Regions from separate parts of the Homo sapiens genome. Here regions 1, 2, 3, 4, 6 and 7 are each linked to region 5. The links are chromatin contacts, found by Hi-C or POLR2A ChIA-PET in ENCODE. All regions are on one chromosome and are shown on one strand. Each heading gives the region's core, a stretch centred on a gene start or an enhancer-like site at or near the end of the contact. The rest is flanking DNA. Distances are from core to core; before and after follow the strand shown.

Region 1 (2,700 bases), core at 1-2,500, 1.3 Mb after region 5:
TCCAGGAAGGGGGCATTTTGCTTGCCTTGTTTACTGCTATACTATAGATGTTCAGTGCTATTTGTTGAATGAATAAGTGCTCCCCAAGAGTTCCTAGCCCTACACCAGCAGAGCAGAGATTTGGCGGGGAGGGGAATATACACCCCTTCCCCCAGCAGCCCCTTACCTGTCTTTGTATTTGGACAAATTCTCTTCCTCCCAGGCAGTGTTTCCACCTCCAAAGTTGTCCCGGATGGTTCTCTCCAGGCCCTGGAAACAGAAAATTAGTAATAGCTAAGTACAGTGCCTGGCACATGCTAGCACTTCACTGTTCTACTGACTAGGAAACTGAGGCACAGAAAGGCAACCTGCCTAGGGCCATACAACTAGTAAGAGACCAAGATGAAACTTAAATCCACGCAGATTTGCATCCCAGAGTTCCCCACTCTAAATCGCTGTGTTCCCCTCTAACGAGGCTGCCGGTGCACCCACCTTGTTAAAGCTGTCAACCAGTCCCCGGCAGGTATGACACGGATGGGGCTGAGGCGGGGGAGAAGACTGGGGAGGTGGAGAGGGCTGGAGCCAGATAGGTCCTGGGAGGTTGAGGAAGAGGCTGAGGCCCCAGAGCATAGCTGGGACTAGGCCCTTCGGGGGCCATGGGGCCATCTTTACCCAGGCTGGGGACCTGCAGATAGAGGGCGTGGAGAGGCTTCACTGAAGGAGTCAGGCCCCACGCGAGAAAGAAAAAGGTCTGTTCTAAGGTGCCGTGGCGCTGGGATCTGCGTTATTACAAGCAAAAGAGGCCAAACTGGGTATTGCAGGGGCTGTGGGGATGGGTGGGGAAAGGCGCATAAGATGCAATTCCAGAAGAGAAATAAGTTATCCTCGCTAGCATGGGGTGGAGAGGAAAGTGGCCTCGCTCCTTGACAAGGGGGCAGAAGTCAGCCTCTTGTCTGAGGGTCTGATAAAGAATATTAGGGGCCGGATCCGCAGAATTAGGGAGAAGAGATCAGATTCCAAGTACTGAAGGAGAGGAGGCCAGAGGGGTTGTCTTGGGGGAGGTGTCCGGAACCCCGGGCTTGGAGGGAGGAGCCCGGATCCGGATATGAAGGGAAGGGATCAGATTCAGGGCCTCGCAGAAGGGCAAAGGCACGGCCCACGAGCCGGCAGAGAAGGATCCAGACCCTCGTAGGCCACGGAGAAGGAAGAAGCGACCGCCCCAGCCCGCGGGCGCCGTGGGCCGTCTCCTCACCGCGTCGCTGCCACAGCCTGCGTAAAACGCACAACCCCCACCCGCGCCGCAGTCCAGGGGGCGGAGCTTGCCGCCCAGCCAATGGCGACGGGCCATGTGCCATTACGTCACCCCACGCCAGCCAACCAGAGGCGGCACCGAGCTGCACCTGTCCGGGCTTTAAAGGGCCGCGGGGCTAGGGAATGACGTTTGCCAGCCCCGCCACTGAAACGGAGACGCGTGTGGGCCACATGGGTAGAAAAACAGCGTCTGCCTTTATTTAAGTCCCGTCCCCCGCCCCAGGTCCCGCGCCTGGTCCCACCCCGCGTCCCGGCGCGGGAGTCCCCGGGGGATGGAAGTAGCTATCCAGGGCTGGCTGAAGGGCCCGGGACACTTGCTCCGCTCTCTCTTGGAGCCGCCCGGAACGCGGGGCGCGAGGCTGCTGCAGGGCCCCCAGGAAGTCTGGCAGTTGGGAGGGCAGTGTGAAGACGGGCACGGTGCGGAAAAGGGCGGGTACGGCGTCCGGGTGGAGCAGCCTGTCGAAGCAGGCCCCCACGTAGCTGCCGGGCGCCCGGCCCTGCAAGAAGTCGGGCAGCACGCAGCTGAGCGAGGCGCGGAAGGCGTCGTGCGGGCCGTGCGCCCCGGGCCCGGACACCCCATCCTGTAGCCACTCGCTGCACAGCGCCACCGCACCGGGAGAGAAGAGCAAGACCACCACGCCGCCCTCCTGCAGGGTCTGGCGCCGCTGCGCGTGAAACCAAGCCACGGGCCCCTGCGCGCTCAGTTCACGACGGCTCCACAGGTCTACGGCCACGCGCAGCGGCAGCTGGCACAGGGCCGACGCCAGGGCGCCCACCAGGCGCTCGAAACCCGAGTCATCGGCTGAGTAGAGGAGCAGAGCCGCGCGGCCCCTGGCGGCCGCTGCCGGAGAAAACAGATGGGGAGGGAAGAGGTGAGCTGGCACAGGCCTGGCTCCCCGGGGGCGGCCCTCCGCCCAGCGCTTGCTCCCACTCACCCCCCGAGCGGACGTCCTGTTTCAAGAGCCTCAGCCACCCTGTTAGGGGAGAGGGGCGGAGGCAGCCAGTGAGCTCGGCCGCCGCTTTCCCTCGGAGAACTCCCACAGCCACTCTGGTCCTCCCCCAGGGGAATGGGGAGCCGGGAAGCGCTCACCTTTCGCGTGATCCTTTTTGAGAAGGAGGATGAGGGAAAGCGCAGCGGCAAAGAGTAGGCAGGCCAGCCACACGAGGGCCCAGCGCTTGTGGATGTCTGGGAGACCCAGAGAAGAAGAGTTAGAAACTTACCCTCCACAGAGAAGAAAAACTGAGACTTAACAGAAATGAATTGGGCCGGGTGCGGTGGCTCATGCCTTTATATAATCCCAGCACTTCGGGAGGCCGAGGCGGGCAGATCACGAGGTCAGGACATCAAGACCATCCTGGCTAACACGGTGAAACCCCGTCTCTACTAAAAATACAAAAAATTAGCCGGGC
Region 2 (2,700 bases), core at 181-2,680, 1.2 Mb after region 5:
GTGGTGCAGCCTCGGCTCACTGCAAGCTCCACCTCCCGGGTTCACACCATTCTCCTGCCTCAGCTTCCCAAGTAGCTGGGACTACAGGCGCCCGCCACCACGCCCGGCTAATTTTTTGTATTTTTAGTAGAGACGGGGTTTCACCGTGTTACCCAGGATAGTCTTGATCTCATAACCTCATAATCCGCCCGCCTCGGACTCCCAAAGTGCTGGGATTACAGGCGTGAGCCAACCGCGCCCGGCCTGAAGAAGTGATTTTTAGGCAGGGACTTGAGGGCTGAAACAGCAGTTAGCCAGTAGAAGGGGTAGGAGAAGAGGAGTCCAGGCAAATAGATACTCATACTGAAACAAGGAGATGTGGAGTTAGAAATCAGACAGCAGAGGTGGGGGAAGTGCCTGAATCACATGACCTTTTAATCTTGTAAATCAGAACCTTCGTGGTCTCAGTGCCTTTGCACAAAGGTGTTCTTTTCATCTGAAGTGCTCTTATTTGCCTGGAAATTCCTACTCAGATCTAAACATTCAATCGAATGTCATCTTCCTTGAAAAGTGTTCCTCCTATCCCTAAGGGAGTTTGCTACTGCAGCTTCCCTGCTCCACAGGGTATACCTAGGGGCCCTTACCTCACACTAGACTGGGGCTCTTTGAGAGCAGGAACCCAGTCTCACTTACTCAATGTCCCTAATGCCCAGCATAGTTACCGGCATAAGGAAAATTTCTGAGAATATTCAGAGTGAAAAAAGCTCGCAGTGCAGGGGAAATGCTAAAAGCTAACAAGAACTGTTTCAAGTGCTTTATATTTAATAATTCATTTATTTCCCACAAAACTTTTTGAGGTGGGTACCATTATTCTCATCATCACGGGCAGAACTGGGATTCTAACTCGGAGTCTGGCTTCAGCACCTGCGCTCTTCACCACCTATACTTACTCTTGATGATTATAATGACTTCTAATAATGGTTAACATTTACGAGGTACCGGGCCCTGTGCTAAACTTTTTATTTATCGCCGCTTCGGTTAATACGGATAACCATTATCAGCCATCTTGCAGATGGAAAAACTAAGTCTTGTCAGCACGTCCGGCTTCCAGGCACCCGCCTTTAACACGTGCGATACCATCTGGCTTCCAGAAAAGCCCAACAGAAGTGAGATGAGGCCGACTGCCTGGATTAGTTCATCGGGAAGCGGGTGAGGGTAAAAGCCTTTCTCGTTTCCGCATTTTAATGACGCAGAAAGGTACCTGTGGGGATTATCCCATCTCAGGGCAGATGAGGAAGCCAAGGTTCGGGGCGCGGAGCCCCAGAGGAGAACGCCGACCGCGGCCCGGACTTAGAGATTAGGCCGCAGGGGAGCGGGGCCTCGAGAGACTACGACCATTGCTCCACTTACTCACCGAGAAGCCGTCGCCGCCCGTAGTTTTCGACTTTCCCGCCAGGCCCGACGCCGCTCTGACGCCACCGAGGCGCGCCATGACGTGACGCCAACTTCCGCGCCGGAAGTGGAAGGCCGGGCAGCCCAGCTGAAGGCAATAAGCTGGGCTCACCGCTGCAGCAGAGTTCTGTGCTAGCCGGGCATAGGGGCGAGAGAAGGCCCAGAGGCGACGTCAGAGAGAAGCAACTGCGCCCCGGTGAAGAGAAGCTCGCCCATCACCGGCTGGGAGCCAGCTTTCAGTGAAGATGGCAGGGCCAGAACTGTTGCTTGACTCCAACATCTGCCTCTGGGTGGTCCTACCCATCGTTATCACTCTTCGTAGACATGATCCGCCACTACGTGTCCATCCTGCTGGAGAGCGACAAGAAGCTCACCCAGGAACAAGTATCTGACAGGTCAGCGCCCTCCCTTCCCCAGCCTACCTCACACCGCCGTGACCTTGGACAAGAAAGTGCAGGCGTTGTGTCAGTTTGCCTAGGTTCACGTCTCGCCCCCACTGGCAAGGTGACCTTACCCGTTACCTCTGTGTTTCACTTTTGTCCTCTGTGAAATGGGGATAATAACAGTACCTCCCTCATAGACAGGTGGGAATCAAATTAGATGATGTCTGTAAATCCCTTAGCACAGGATCTAGGACGTATTGAGTGTTAAAAACAAAAAACAAAAACGGTGCTGTTAATCCTTTAGGTTAGTCGCCAACCCTCGGTGGGTTTACCTATGAACTATCCCATCCCACCCTTTCGTTGGGAAGAGTGCCTGGTGCTTTATAGCTTTTAGTATTTGTAACATCCAGTCAAGTGAGTGTGATAATCTGCATTCTACCAAATTACTGTTCCAATGGTTAGCTGAGATGCTAAGCACCAAAGCGCTTTGCAATCTGTAACACTGCTGTTAGACATGTAAGGAATTGTAATTATCATTTCCCTTCCTAGGGTGGAGGCAACTTCCTCACATACTTCATTGCAGTATTTATTTATTTATTTAATTTAACTTAATTTAATTTTTGAGACGGAGTTTCGCTCTTGTTGCACTAGATTAAGTATCTATTATTTTTCCGTTTGCATATTTTATCACTTGAACAGAAACTCTGAGCGCAGGGTCATGACCTTGCCTTACTCTATACCCCATAGCATGCAGCAGAGTGCAAGGCACATGGTAGGCCATCAAAAAACTTGTTCACAGCCAGGCGTGGTGGCTCTCACCTGTAATCTCAATACTTTGGGAGGCTGAGGTGGGAGGATCGCTTGAGCCCTGGAGTTCAAGACCAGC
Region 3 (2,700 bases), core at 134-2,633, 1.3 Mb before region 5:
GAGGGGAGGAATACAGAGGTTTTTCTAGGAGGCTACAAGCTGCTTTACAGTGCACAATGACCTAGGAATACTTCCTCCAGCAGGAGAAACTTTATACAAATAAAAATACGTAAACACACACAAACCCGTCTTCACAAAACACCTTCTAGTACAAATAACCTAGTAAAAGTCTTTTTATAGACACTAGGTGCAAATTTCTGACAACAGCTTAACATAAGCCACCTGGGCCTTGGATAAATTGAACAGTAAATGTACACTAATGCTAACAGAAAACTTACTACACAGTCACGTCTCAACTATTCATACCAATGAAGAGAAGTAACAACATAGAAAATAAACTGTTTATTACACAAACTCTATAACTGTTTTTAAGCAATGTTTCCCATAAAAATTATTAAATGAAATTTGCATTTTCCAAGCATACAATTCAATTTGCGTTTTCCAAACATACAATTCAATAGGACTAGACTCCATTACCAGTAAGCCACAAGCTGACCAAGCAATGAGGGTGTTACACAACCACACTATTCTATTTCATAGGAGCAGTCGTAGTGTAGCTATCTGGCTATTTTCTACAATAAACCATCCATTACCGTCGCATTTCTCCTCGTAAATGGCTCTCTCAGTAAGATAAATGAGTGTCAACGTCTTTCGGTCTCAGTTTCCTGCACTGTAAAATGGTAATAATAACTACTAAGTTGTCTTACTGTGAAGTCTGATGATAATGAATATAAAGGACTTGGAAATATGCAGGGCGCTTCGCCGATATTCACAATATGCTACCTGTCGTTATTTTCCACACAACAACTTTTACTTGTTAACTCTCTGCAAGTTTAGATTGCATCTGGATTCTCCAAACTTTGAGGCCCTCATAATCGATTAACAAATTACTCCTATGTGGTATCCCCATTTGTAACCGTCCTCTCGGCGTCCCTTTACTCAACTTCAAATCTTTTCCAGTTAAAGCGTAAGCCCCAGAGCCTTCCCGACAGCGCCCCGGCATCCTGCACGGCCCTGGCTAGGACGTCCTTCCTCCCAGCCCACAGGGGCCACGCTTCAAACTCGGGGCGTAGCCCCCCGCGCTGGCCTCGCCCAGCGTCTCGGCCACGCATCCCCCGGATCCCCGGCTGTGGCGGCAGCGCTCGCTCTGCCTCGCAAAGCCCCGCCGCGAACAGCCGAGTAACTTTCCGAGTCCCGCTCTAGCCTCAGGTTCCCGGACCACAGCACTGGCGCGCACCGGCCCCCCTGCGGCCTGGGGGAGCGGCCCGAAGCTCCTGGCTCCAGCGCACTGACCTGCAAGTGATCTGCTTGGTGCTCATGGTGGCTGGGCTGAGGGACCGTCGTCGTGCCGCCGCCTCTCGCAGCCGCTGCCGCCTCGGCCTTGGCCCTGGCCCGGCCCATCCCGCGTAGCCGCGTCACGCCGGCGCACGCCGGCGCACGCCGCCCCTCCGGTGTGGCACCTTTGTAGCGCCGGCGGGTAACCTAGCCGTCGTCACAATTGGTTCCGCACCGGGGATCGGGCCGGCTGTCCCGGCATCCCTGCTCTCGGTGTCCCGCACTTCCAAGCCTCCGGGGCGGAGCCTGGCTGGCATCTTAGTCCTGCCAGTCTTATCCCGATGCCTACTGTTAGTGCCTGCGATTCTGCCCCGATCGCCAAGAGTATTCCTTAGGGATCTCCCGCCTCCTTCGAGGCACTTCACCACTCCTGGGGAAACTCCAGCCTCTCCTCTTAATCCCGGATGCCCCTATCCATTCATACTCGCACTCACTGGGCACCCTTCTCAGGCCCTGCCTCAACTGTTCCCGCCGGACCTCGCCTCCCACTTAAGGAAATTCCTTAGCTCTCTCCCAACTGCTCTTTCCCCAAATCTCTACTTCCACAAGTTTTAGTCTTCATTTTCTTTCCTGCCAGTCTTGTGCTGCTCGTCTTCCATTTCCTATGGTGGAAACCCCAAAAGTTATTTTTGACACTTCCCTCTAGCTCTCTATACCCTGCAGATTCTGCTCCCACACCTCTGTCCAATGCGTCCTCTTCTGCCCCCTTTCCACCGTCCCTTCTACCTAGCACCATGCGATACCTTTTTTTTTAATTATTATTATTTTATTTTTTATTTTTTTGAGACGGAGTTTCTCTCTTGTTGCCCAGGCTGGAGTGCAGTGGGGCGATCTCGGCTCACTGCAACCTCCGCCTCCCGGGTTCAAGCGATTCTCCTGCCTCTCAGCCTTCCACGTAGCTGGAATTACAGGCGTGCACGCCTGGCCAGCCATGCGATAGCCTTTTAACTGGTCTTCTGGCTTCCGTTCCTGGTAAAAATCTATTTTTAAAACATAAATCGGATCATGTCATTCACCTTTTAATCTTACAATGGTTTCTCATTGCTTAAAAACTCGAGATACATAACATGCACAATATAAGTGCACCAAACACATTCTATGAATTTTTGCACATGCATACACTCATGAAACTACCACCCAGATCAAAATAAAGAATTTTTTGTTTTGTTTTGAGGCAGGGTCTTGCTCTGTCGCCCAGGCTGGAGTGCAGTGGCGCCATCATAGTTCAAGCAGTCCTCTGCCTTAACCTCCCCAGCAGCTGGGAATACAGGTGCGCGACACCATGCTCGACTAAACTTCAAAATGCTGGAGTAAGGAGAGGTTGAGCCGGAAGGATCCTTTGAGCATAGTTCACTGCAGTCGAGG
Region 4 (2,700 bases), core at 198-2,697, 1.5 Mb after region 5:
ATGGTGATTAGCAGGATAATAATAATGGTAATAATACTTACTATGTGCCTGGCATTATTCTAAGCACTTTACATGTATTAGTTCCTTAAATCCTCATAAAAGCCTATGAAGTAGATATAATCCCCATTTTACAGGTGGCAAAACTGAGTCATAGAGAAGTGACTTATGTCCAAGAACCCTAACCCCAGCCCAGGTCCTGTACTCACCTTGGAATTTCTGAGCCACCTCTTGGAAGTGGGAGTCCACGGAACCCCAGTGGTGATACAGTTGAGCCAGGGTAACATCTAGCTGGAAGTACTTGCGCACGGCCTCCAGCTCGTCTGGTGTGGGCCTGCTAGCCTGGCTCTTGTCTCCTCGGTACACAGTGCAGTGGAGCTGCTCCTCAGTCTGAGTCAGTGTCCATACTTGATCCGCTAGTACACCACTCCAGTGTGCAGGACTTTGCTCCCTCCACCTGAGCCCAAGGCACATGACAACCCTGGCACTCAATTTCCTTTCTTGCACCCTTTGGGGTCCCTCCTATCCTACAATAGCTCCATGTACGAAACTAATACAAGTAACAGTGCTATCTTCCAGTCTGAGCAACATGGCGAAACCTCACCTCTACAAAAAATACAAAAATTTAACCGGGCATGGCGCACACCTGTAGTCCCAGCTACTCGGGAGGCTGCGCCCGGGGGGTCGAGGCTGGAATGGGCCTCTCTGCATTCCTACCTGGGCAACAGAGCGAGACCCTGTCTCAAAAAAAGAAAAACAAGTGCTATTATCTTCTGCATCGGTTATACCGCTGGATCCTTACAATTATCACTGTACAGACATATTAAAGGTAACAGGTTGGCTACCCGTGCTTGTTTCCTCTTTTGTACCCCGGGTTTCTTCCATCATCCCCCAAATTCCTTTGTACCCCATGCCAGGCAGTGTTGAGGCGGCAGGAGCCAGTCCGAGGGGACAGGCTTCTCAGGCTCAGTCACTCACCGGAAAGATTGTCCAGAAGGCAGAACCAGGTCCAGGCGCAGCTCAGAGCGAGGGCACGGGATGGAGGCCCACAGGGCAGGAGTGGAGGCTAGAGTACGATGCCCCATGCGCCTGGGCAGAAGCGCGCGGGCAGGCATTTCCACAGCAGGCACCGCCCCGTAGTAGCCCCGCCTACCCAGAACCAGGCCTCGTCGACGCCCAAAGACCCCGCCCAGACAAGGACCACGACCCTTAAGGCCTCGCCCACACGGTGCTGTTTAACAACCTTCCCTGTTTCACTTAATTCCTCCACCTCCTGCATGCCTCGCCCTTTGCGGGTCATCAAAGCCCCGCTTCGTGCCCCAATTCTCCGGCTTTCCTGAGGTGTAGGTCCCGCCCCCTCCTTGCGACTTATCTTCTCCCGCCCCCAGAGCCTGTGGGCGCGCACAGCTGTGTTCTTCTGGGTTCTCCAGGGGCAGACCACAGCACCACCGGAAGTAGGGCTCAACCACCGCTCATTTCACCTAGAGGTAGCCAATCCGAGGAGGAGGTAGGAGGCGCCAATGAGAAATCAGGGTGGGCGGGCCGTTCTGAGGCGCTCGCGCGGTTGGCCGGCACTGGGCTCTCTGCCAGCTGCTCGCCTTTCCCCCTCCGGGATTGTCTGCACTCGGGGCGCTAACGAGTTCCATCTGGGCGCCCCGCGGTTCCTCAGGGCTGTCCGTCTTCAGAGCCACGTCCTTCCCCAGCCCGTTCTCCGAGAGCCGTTCTCCCCCGAGCCTTTGCAGTCTTAGGCGTTCGCCCTCCTTGGGCCGCCTCCCACGAACCCTGTCTTCACCAAGAACCGGAGCGAACACAGCTCCGGCCCCAGAGCCCTCGGGAAGTGTCTCCAGAGTATTATTCTCTTCTGCGCCCGCCCGCTAAGCTTGTCCCATTCAAGGCCTTTAGGCGTCCTCTGAGACCTCAGGACATCAGAGGCCTCTCCTCGGATTGTCGTCCCGCCGGCCGCCACAGCTGCTGCCTGCCGTCTTGGGCATTTCTTCCATACTCCATCTGCTCATGCTTTCCTCGGAATGGGACGTTTGCCGGGGGTTTGTCTGGGGCTGGGCCCAGAAGCCCATCAGGTTGAGTCCAAGTCCCAGTGTGTGGCCCTGAGGCAGCCTGCCTTCTAGTCGCCTGGAGTAGGAGGATGGATTATTTAATTTCTTCCCTTCTGGAGGATGGCATGAAAAAGCAGGGAGCTAGGAGACATGACCTTTATCTGGGCCATTCTCACCTTTTAGCATAGGGATTTGGGGTTGCTGTATCTTAACTATCAGGCTGCAAGTTTTTTTTCTTTGAGACGGAGTCTCACTCTGTCGCCTAGGCTGGAGTGTGATGGCGCGATCTCGGCTCACTGCAAGCTCCGCCTCCCGGGTTCAAGCGATTCTCCTGCCTCAGCCTCCCGAGTAGCTGGGACTACAGGTGCGCGCCACCACGCCCAGCTAATTTTTGTATTTTTAGTAGAGATGGGGTTTCACCATGTTGGCTAGCATGGTCTCGATCTCTTGACCTCGTGATCCAGCCGCCTCGGCCTCTTAAAGTGTTGGGATTACAGGCGTGAGCCACCGCACCCCGCCCAGACTGCAAATTCTTGAAGAGCAACATCTGCAGCGGATTGACCCTTGTGTCCCAGCCAGAGACCTAGCGGAGTGTACCGTCAGCATGGAATCAACATCAGACCAGTGCCATCATTGTCTCAGTGCCAGT
Region 5 (2,700 bases), core at 140-2,639:
CCGCCACCACCACCACTATTATTAGAAGGTGCCATGAAACAGGGTTCTTTTTCTTCTTATTTTACTGATAGATCACCAGTGCCCACAATAATGCCAGGCACATAACAGGCAAATATTTGTTTTATTCATTCATCCAACAAATATTTATTGAGCATATATAATATGCTAGGCATTGCTCTATATGCTGGGGATATAACAAAACATGACAAAATTTGCTGTCACTGTTAAGTTTACTATGAGCAAATACATTAAATATGCTTAGCCTAGAGAAGAAAAGGTGAGAAGAGGAAGACAAACTAGCAGCTTTCAATGATGTATAGGGCAATTAAATGCAGGGGTGATTCCAAGAGCCTGAAGGAGGAACAGTGAGCTAAGATTACCGAGTAGCTGCTTTCAGCTCAACCTAAGAGTCAGAACTGGGGGAGGACCAAACAGGAGCAACCAGAAGTAGAAAGCTTTCTGTCACTGAAGAAATCTGGCCAGTGGGCAGAGGTGTCAGAGAAAAAAATCTAAGTAGTCAATGAAAAAGGGAGTCTGGGATCCAGAGGTCCCAAACTGACAGCCACAGATATGACTGGTTACAGTTGAACAGGGTTTTGTAAAAACTGAGTTGCCAATGTTTTTAAACGCCAGAATTACTTGCCAATTTTTAAAAAATGGCATCAGTCGCCAGTGTTTAAAAATCAGGAAACTGCACGCACGTGCACACACACACGGTTTGGCTTGTACTTCTCCAACATCATGTACGTTAGTACTGTACTTATAAAATTAGAAGTTTGACTCTATTTCTGACAAATGTTCTAACACCTATATTTACCTTACCGGATTGATTCTTATTGTGCATTAGTTTCTAACCCTGTAACCAAGGAATCGAGAATCTTCTTTCTCAGAAAGTAAACTTATTTAACCTCCTCACTTAAACAAATGGCGGATTATCATTCCCATTTTGCAGATGGAAAAGCAGCTTAGATGGGGAAGGAACGTGCCAGAGACAGCAAATCCAGACACAGCCAGGCTGGGAATCCAAATGTCCCATCTCCCGTGTTCCAACACTGAAGATTCTGAGCACTGCCTACCAAGAGGACAGGAGGGGCTGACTTAGGAAATCAGCACGAGCTTCCAAGTCAGAAGACCCCGGACTGAACCAGTCTGAGGGGACGCGGCTACAGACGAAGGGCGCCAGCCGGAATCAGTGAGTCCCTGGAGGAGGAAGGACCACCCAGAAACTGGCAGAGGAGGATCCTGAGACTTGCTGTGACCCTCGCCCTCCCTGGCGAGCTCGCCCCTTGACTCCAGGCCTCCAAAACCGGCCCAGCAAGACCCCACTACACCCTCGCCCGCCGCGGCTCACTTACCGCCGCTCAACTTCCGGCAACCACAGCTCTCTCTGAGGCGCGCGCCCCGATGACGCAACGCGGTCCTGCCCGCGCTTGCCACTGGGAAGCGGCGCGCGTGCGCAAAGGAGCAGAGGCATGCCGGGGAAATGCGCCCCTAGCACCGAGCTAAGTGGGAGGAACTTGAGTCGTGAGGAGGGCGGGGCATCAGGGGGCGGTGACGCCCCCGGGGGAAGCGATGGAGAGCGTCTCCCTTACCAGATGTCGGAATGTCTACATTCCCTTCAGGCTTTTAAGAAAGTGCCCACGTTCTCTCTTTTGATTTCAGAGGATGACAGGAATGATCACCATGGTCATTCTCCAGGAGAGGCGGCATCAAACGCAGCACAGGGGCCATCAGGGTGGCAGGTGTGGAGAGCCAGGAGATGAGAATTTTAGTAGGAAAAGGCCAGTGAACGTCGACAGTGACCAACCTGCCTTTTCTAAACCAGCCATCATTCTCACAGCTCCTCACTGTCAGTGAGATAAAGTTATTCCCTCTCAATACTTGGTTAGATACTCTGCGCGTGCAAAGCACTGGACAGGTGTTGAAGATACAGCAGTGATTATGACAAGTTTCTCTGTCTGGCCTGTAAGGCCTTTCACAAATTAACTCTGATATACCACTCTAGACTCATAACAACAAGAGCGATGACTGCTATTAATTAACTAGCCACCATGTTTTCAGGGTTTTACATCTCTAATCCTCACAAGAGTCCTGAAACATATCCCCAAGTTATATATGAAAGAACAGAATCTAAGAAAAGTTAGGTGGCTTGCTGAAAGTTAAAGGGCTTTTGGGCCAGGAACGTAATCTGAAGTTTGTTTGATTCTGGCAAATAAGAAAACAAATCCAGACTAATAAGGATACTTATTAGAAAGGATTACTGCAGGCCCGGCGCGGTGGCTCACGCCTGTAATCACAGCACTTTGGGAGGCCGAGGCGGGCGGATCACGAGGTCAGGAGATCGAGACCATCCCGGCTAAAACGGTGAAACCCCGTCTCTACTAAAAATACAAAAAAATTAGCCGGGCGTGGTGGCGGGCGCCTGTAGTCCCAGCTACTTGGGAGGCTGAGGCAGGAGAATGGCGTGAACCCGGGAGGCGGAGCTTGCAGTGAGCCGAGATCCCACCACTGCACTCCAGCCTGGGCGACAGAGCGAGACTCCGTCTCAAAAAAAAAAAAAAAGAAAGGATTACTGCAAGAAGTGAGAGAGGTGGGAGAGAAGGAACCGTGCAATAGCAGAGGGAGACTATTGCAATAGTGAGATCACTCTGACCAAAACATCCGCAGATGTTTCAATGGTTAGGGAAAAAGAGGGTTCCC
Region 6 (2,700 bases), core at 172-2,671, 1.4 Mb before region 5:
GCCTCCCAAAGTGCTGGGATTACAGGCGTGAGCCACCACGCCCAGCCATGTCTTTTTTTTTTTTTTTTTTGAGACAAGAGTTTCGCTCTTGTTGCCCAGGCTGGAGTGCAATGACGCGATTTCGGCTCACCGCAATCTCCGCCTCCTGGGTACAAGCAATTCTCCTGCCTTAGCCTCCCGAGTAGATGGGATGACAGGCATGCACCACCATGCCCAGCTAATTTGGTATTTTTATTTTTTTATATTTATTTATTTTTTCGAGACGGAGTCTCGCTCTGTCGCCCAGGCTGGAGTGTAATGGTGCGATCTGGGCTCACTGCAACCTCTGCCTCCCGGGTTCAAGCGATTCTCCTGTCTCAGCCTCCTGAGTAGCTGGGATTACAGGCGCCCGCCACCACGCCCGGCTAATTTTTGTATTTTTAGTAGAGACGGGGTTTCTCCATGTTGGTCAGGCTGGTCTCGAACTCCCGACCTCAGGTGATCCGCCTGCCTCGGCCTTCCAAAGTGCTGGGATTACAGGAGTAATCCCAAAAAAAGCGCCGGGCCCTTTTTTTGTTGTTTTTTAAATTCAGTAACTATCTAGTTCATTCTTGGATGGATGACAACCCAGATTGGATGTGTAGCAGCGTTCTCTTAACCAGTTTCCTATTAATCTTCATTTCATCCCCAGTGTTTCTCCAGAATGCAAATAATATGGCATTAAATATCTTCACACATAGCTTTTTGTGTATGTGTATACTTATTTCTCTAGAATTAGTGTCTAGAAGTGAAACTGCCGGGAGGAAGGATATATACTTTTAACATGTCCAAGTTCCACTGTGATAGCGCTGCGAGGGCACACAACAGGTTTCAATATACCTTGGACCAAACCGGATATTATCAGTTTTTTTAACTTGTTGCTAATGTGATGGGGGAAAAATGAACTCGGAATTTACACACAAGGAAAAGACCGTTTAAGGTTCAGGGACTGTCCACATAGCTGTCAAGTGGCGGAGCCGTGATTTGGTATTAAAGTGCCCGGAGAGGACGCGTCAAAGTTGGACACTGTGCCCTGTGTCCTGAGGCACGTCTGGTGATCGCTGGGCCTTGCAATGCTGGGCAGGCAGGCCTTCCTCTCCCCTTCTAGGCCTCTGGCCACTCCTGGCTGGCCGAAAGCCGGTTCTTCTCGATTACCGAGTGCCTCTCCTGAAAGCAAGTCAGCGTCGCCTAACCTCTTCAGCTTCGAAATGGCGGCCACCAGATCGCTAGGCCACGCCCCGGGGGCGGGGCCTGAGTTCAGGCCAGAGCGATGGATGCCCGAGCCAAGTTAGAAGTCGACTGCCAGTAGGGCTCGCGCAGAATCGGAGAGCCGGTGGCGTCGCAGGTCGGGAGGACGAGCACCGAGTCGAGGGCTCGCTCGTCTGGGCCGCCCGAGAGTCTTAATCGCGGGCGCTTGGGCCGCCATCTTAGATGGCGGGAGTAAGAGGAAAACGATTGTGAGGCGGGAACGGCTTTCTGCTGCCTTTTTTGGGCCCCGAAAAGGGTCAGCTGGCCGGGCTTTGGGGCGCGTGCCCTGAGGCGCGGAGCGCGTTTGCTACGATGCGGGGGCTGCTCGGGGCTCCGTCCCCTGGGCTGGGGACGCGCCGAATGTGACCGCCTCCCGCTCCCTCACCCGCCGCGGGGAGGAGGAGCGGGCGAGAAGCTGCCGCCGAACGACAGGACGTTGGGGCGGCCTGGCTCCCTCAGGTAGGTGGCAGGACCGGGTCGTGGATGCCGGGGGAGCCGGGCGGCGGGGCTGAGGGATCGGCTTCCAGGGCGACCGGGCCTGGGTGGCGCTGATGGAGCGGCCCCGCGGCTGCCGGGCAGAGGGCTTGGGCCAGGCCGTTGTCACCCTGGGGTAGCGTTGGGCGGGGGCCCCGGAGTCCGGTGTCATGGCCGGCGAGCCGAGTTCCCACATCCCACTCAAATTTCCTTGTGTTTGGCGGAAACGTGCCAACGCCACCCTTATGCCATGCGCATTCCTCATATTTGGCAGTGGGAAAATCCGCCCAGAGCTGCCCCATATCTGTTGTCACTTGGATGGGCCAATTCCTTTTCTCTTGGGCCGCCGAATGTGGGACCCGGGCTTGCACCCTTTCTCAGGGTACTTCAGTCAAGTGACACCCTTTTAGAGACGACGTGAGGAATCGGGTAAGAGAGGAGGAAACTGGCCAGTGCCCTACCACAAAGGCACAGGGGCCTCTTCTTGGGTATCAGGACTAGCCTTGGGTATCAGGACTCTGGGTTATTAATGAAAGGTTTGGGATACTTATAGAGGATTGGCCTCAGGACGCTTTGGAATGAAGAGCCAGGGCTGTCTTTTGTGTGACGCGAGAGCCGCCGGGACGCTTCAGCTCTGCAGCTGCTGAGGCTCTGCGAGCGAGTCGATGCCCAAGAGAGAGGGGTTTGGACGTCGTGAGAGGCGAGGCGGCCGTGTTCATTCATTGTTCTCGTTCTAGGGCTCTGGGTGTGCCCCTGGTATTCATTCTGTGGTGGGAAGAAGGAATGGAACTTAGTGTATCCTTGAGATGTGAACGGGTTCTAGGGGGTCACTTAATCTAAGTGGAAAATGAATTCAAGGCACGTTCATTGAGCGTTTCTGCTTGCCTGGTCCTCTGTGGGCTGAGTGGAGAGACTCTGCCCTCCCTGCGCTCCTAAGGCGTGAAAACAATGCAGTGTGAT
Region 7 (2,700 bases), core at 70-2,569, 1.5 Mb after region 5:
ACAAACACGAACGCGACAATCTAGGCATGCTCAGCTCCATGCTGGTCCGCAGGGGCCCTCCCTCCCCGCTCCCCAACATTCCTGGGTGAGTGTAGACAGCAGATGGCACCAGGCCTCAGGAAGCCCAGCTTGGTCAGAGACTGCCCCAATTTCTCTCGGCCTAGTTGAGTTCAACCATTCAGCTAGGGGCTTGGCACCATCCCAGCCAGGCAGGGCTATCATGAGCTCCCTGACAAAATAACCCCTCTTGGCCTCTCCACCTGTGCCTTAACCAGGCAAGTGGGCTGCTCCAGCTCCACTGTCAACGGCTCCTGATTTTCACATCAGTAACGCTACACGTCCAACTGCAACTCTTCTATTTCCTACCTGCGGCTGTGTCTTTAAACATAAACCAACCGAAGCACAAACAAGCTCTCCTCTTTCCAAGCTGGGTCCCGGGTGAATGGTTCCCAAAGTAGCACAGCGAATCAGCAATCTCCCCTTGGAACCCGGCAGCAGAGGCACAGGCGAGGGAGACGAGAACTTAGACCAGAAAGCCCGTGGGGAGGGCCCAAGGAGAATGGCGGCTGCATCTGCCCCTGAAGCTCAGGGGGCTGGAGGAAGTAAGGGGCGGGGGCCGGAGGGATAGGGCTGGGCCCCGGCAGTGCCCGCAGCCCACTCTCCGGATGCGGCGGCGTTTCCCCTTTGTGGAAGTGTAACAAGTGAAACAAGGCTCCCCGCCTGCCACTAGCCCGGGCAGCCCCGAAAGATACACTGTTGCCCCAGGATGCCTGCTGGGAAGCAATGCACTGTCAGTTCTCCCAACTGGAGTTGCCAGAGAGGTTCCCGGGCCACGCGGCTCAGTGCGCGTCCCACGAACGTAGCCTACCCCTTCCCTGCCGGCCACTCCCGCCCTGGTCCCAGGCCCGCACTCACCGGCCACCTCGAGTCCGGGCTCATCGCCGGGGGCGCCCGCCGGGGCTCCGACCCCACTTGGGGAGGTCGGCGGGGAAAGTCGGGCCGGGAAGGGGGAGCCCCAACTCCGGAGACCGTAGACCTCGCCACCCCGGCCCCCTGCCGCCCCACGCTTTGGTCCCGGCTCCCCGGGATTCCTGAGCTGACCCCTGCCGCTCCTGGTCCCGCCGGCGCCCTGGGGTCTCAACTCCGTCGGCCGCCGCCCGTTTCGCGAGCCCCCAAGATGCCCGGTCTCGGGACCGGGCGCTGCTGGAACAATGGAGGCTCCCAGAGGCAGCGCGAGGACAGCGGCGGCGGAGACCGTGGCGGCAAAGGCTGTGGCAGCGGCGGCGGCAGCAGCGGCGGCGACGGCGTCTGCGCAGGGTAAACGTGGCGCCGCGGCGCTACTGAGCTGCACTTTCGCCACGGATCCCCGCCCGCCCGCTGAGGCTCGAAAGACCGTGCTCCGGGATTCAGAAAGGACCCTGGACACCCCACAGGGCTTCTCTAGCTCTCCCATCTTAGAGTGGAGTTTCTGGAGACTGAAGTCACCGTACTCGGGATCTGGGGTCGTCGGGCGGTTTGTGGCGAATCTGCAACCACGGACGGTGAGCGCGGGGCTGGGCGTGAGGAGCCCGCCCTTCTCCCCTCCCCCTCTGCCTCCTCCCTATCCGCTCCCTGCCTCCTGCTGGCGCCGCGGCTGCGGGAGGGACCTGGCCTTGGTCTCGGAGGAAGGCGGTGAGGCGGGGCCAGAGTCACGGGGCGGGGCTGGGGGCAGGGCCGGGAGCAAGAGGGATGCGGGCTGGAGCCTAAGGGACCGGTAGTTATGGGTAGGACCGGGGCGGGGCTGGAGACTAGACCGGTCTGTGGGGCGGGGCTTGTGGGAGGGGGCGGGGCTACCGCACAGCGGGGGCCTGTTAGAATAGCGGGGTAAAAAGTGGGGCTAAACAGAAGAAGAGTACTCGCGAGAGAAAGGGCGGAGCTTTGGATGAGCCTGGAAAGTGGAGCTGGACTAGAAATAAAGAACAAAGTTGGAAAAAGCGATGCGACGCTGAAGGGAGCAGGCGGGGCTTGGTAAGGCAGGGGCGGAGCTGTGGGGAAAGGGCAGGACCGATTAGGGATAACGGGGCGTGACTGAAGGAAAGGGAAGAAACTTGGGAAAAGTAAAGGAGAGGTGCTAGAGAAAAGGTATGGGTCTGAGAGAAGGGGCTGGTTTGGGGCCGGTGGGTGTGAAAGGGCTTGTCTGGTAAAGCGGTGGGAAATCTGTGGGTTGGCAGGGATGTGCTGCGGGTTGCTGATTGGAACATGGTGCCAAAACAGCTGATTTAATGTGAGTGGGTCACCTCCTAGCAATGTGAACGTGGGCAAGTTCAGTTCTTTAAGTTCCTTATTTGTAAAACAGAGCTCGAAAACTCTGTTGTTAGTTCTTGAGGGTTTCAGAGAACTTGCATGGCAGGGGGAGACATCCTTAAACAATACTTCTCCAGTTTTGTCATCAAAGAGGAGCGTGAAAGGTCTTCCAGGGTTCTGGGACAAAGCCCAAAGCATCTGAAAGCTTCTATCTTCTTAATGCAAACTTTGCATTTGACCCAATAAAATGTATGTTTTCTAAAAACCATCCCAATAAAATCGACATGCCAGGAAGAGGTTTGCTGATTAAGATCTTGGGATCTGAAGTCAAACTGATGAATTATCTTAAATGACTCATCTTCTCAGAGCCTCAGTTTCCTTATGGGTAAAGTGGGAATAATATATAGTACCTGTTCT

Evidence for each region. A loop is a pair of places that touch in the nucleus more often than their neighbours do. ChIA-PET counts read pairs that join two places held with the same protein, here RNA polymerase II (POLR2A). Pooled maps may share reads with other maps.
Region 1: a pooled map shows a loop between it and region 5 (11-fold over the local background). The contact joins the promoter of CRELD1 here to the promoter of ATG7 in region 5. A Hi-C loop is called at or near these places in 5 of 50 pooled maps. POLR2A ChIA-PET finds 5 or more read pairs at or near these places in 2 of 52 experiments (PC-9 and activated B cell).
Region 2: a loop to region 5 is called in a map of naive thymus-derived CD4-positive, alpha-beta T cell, with 19 times the contacts of the local background. The contact joins the promoter of FANCD2 here to the promoter of ATG7 in region 5. A Hi-C loop is called at or near these places in 1 of 168 maps with a recorded cell type or tissue (naive thymus-derived CD4-positive, alpha-beta T cell) and 7 of 50 pooled maps. POLR2A ChIA-PET finds 5 or more read pairs at or near these places in 1 of 52 experiments (GM12878).
Region 3: a loop to region 5 is called in a map of B cell, with 37 times the contacts of the local background. The contact joins the promoter of MKRN2 here to the promoter of ATG7 in region 5. A Hi-C loop is called at or near these places in 4 of 168 maps with a recorded cell type or tissue (B cell, CD4-positive, alpha-beta T cell, CD8-positive, alpha-beta T cell and 1 more), 2 of 37 single-sample maps with no recorded cell type and 9 of 50 pooled maps. POLR2A ChIA-PET finds 5 or more read pairs at or near these places in 1 of 52 experiments (PC-9).
Region 4: a pooled map shows a loop between it and region 5 (8-fold over the local background). The contact joins the promoter of OGG1 here to the promoter of ATG7 in region 5. A Hi-C loop is called at or near these places in 5 of 50 pooled maps.
Region 6: a loop to region 5 is called in a map of CD8-positive, alpha-beta T cell, with 8 times the contacts of the local background. The contact joins the promoter of RAF1 here to the promoter of ATG7 in region 5. A Hi-C loop is called at or near these places in 2 of 168 maps with a recorded cell type or tissue (CD4-positive, alpha-beta T cell and CD8-positive, alpha-beta T cell) and 9 of 50 pooled maps. POLR2A ChIA-PET finds 5 or more read pairs at or near these places in 1 of 52 experiments (Panc1).
Region 7: a loop to region 5 is called in a map of CD8-positive, alpha-beta T cell, with 5 times the contacts of the local background. The contact joins the promoter of BRPF1 here to the promoter of ATG7 in region 5. A Hi-C loop is called at or near these places in 1 of 168 maps with a recorded cell type or tissue (CD8-positive, alpha-beta T cell), 1 of 37 single-sample maps with no recorded cell type and 7 of 50 pooled maps.

The regions. Positions count from the first base shown.
Region 1 is chr3:9,932,384-9,935,083 of GRCh38, reverse strand. CRELD1 (CRELD disulfide isomerase 1) reads right to left here and starts at 1,250. Exons shown (of 11, transcript NM_001077415.3): 1 at 1,164-1,250; 2 at 472-664; 3 at 167-249. The coding sequence starts at 645. It overlaps IL17RC (interleukin 17 receptor C), which reads right to left. Exons shown (of 19, transcript NM_153460.4): 17 at 2,381-2,476; 18 at 2,226-2,264; 19 at 1,463-2,131. The coding sequence ends at 1,491. RefSeq lists an enhancer at 839-1,208 and silencers at 1,309-1,638, 2,219-2,278.
Region 2 is chr3:10,025,167-10,027,866 of GRCh38, reverse strand. FANCD2 (FA complementation group D2) reads right to left here and starts at 1,430. Exons shown (of 44, transcript NM_001018115.3): 1 at 1,394-1,430. It also overlaps the pseudogene CIDECP1. RefSeq lists enhancers at 697-1,331, 1,332-1,967, 2,603-2,700.
Region 3 is chr3:12,555,770-12,558,469 of GRCh38, reverse strand. It overlaps MKRN2 (makorin ring finger protein 2), which reads right to left and starts at 1,383. Exons shown (of 8, transcript NM_014160.5): 1 at 1,294-1,383. The coding sequence starts at 1,319. It also overlaps a transcript of MKRN2OS not described here. RefSeq lists enhancers at 664-723, 633-1,156, 1,544-1,603, 1,654-1,763 and a silencer at 1,284-1,373.
Region 4 is chr3:9,748,699-9,751,398 of GRCh38, reverse strand. OGG1 (8-oxoguanine DNA glycosylase) reads right to left here and starts at 1,447. Exons shown (of 7, transcript NM_002542.6): 1 at 976-1,447; 2 at 207-454. The coding sequence starts at 1,112. RefSeq lists enhancers at 1,674-1,793, 1,824-1,873.
Region 5 is chr3:11,271,086-11,273,785 of GRCh38, reverse strand. ATG7 (autophagy related 7) reads right to left here and starts at 1,389. Exons shown (of 21, transcript NM_001349232.2): 1 at 1,356-1,389. RefSeq lists enhancers at 604-1,193, 1,342-1,471, 1,194-1,785, 1,742-1,791.
Region 6 is chr3:12,662,838-12,665,537 of GRCh38, reverse strand. It overlaps RAF1 (Raf-1 proto-oncogene, serine/threonine kinase), which reads left to right and starts at 1,421. Exons shown (of 17, transcript NM_002880.4): 1 at 1,421-1,725. RefSeq lists enhancers at 1,046-1,115, 1,156-1,505, 1,117-1,728, 1,729-2,339 and a silencer at 1,696-1,915.
Region 7 is chr3:9,730,354-9,733,053 of GRCh38, reverse strand. BRPF1 (bromodomain and PHD finger containing 1) reads right to left here and starts at 1,319. Exons shown (of 14, transcript NM_001003694.2): 1 at 916-1,319. RefSeq lists enhancers at 204-763, 1,324-1,883 and silencers at 841-970, 981-1,030, 1,501-1,860.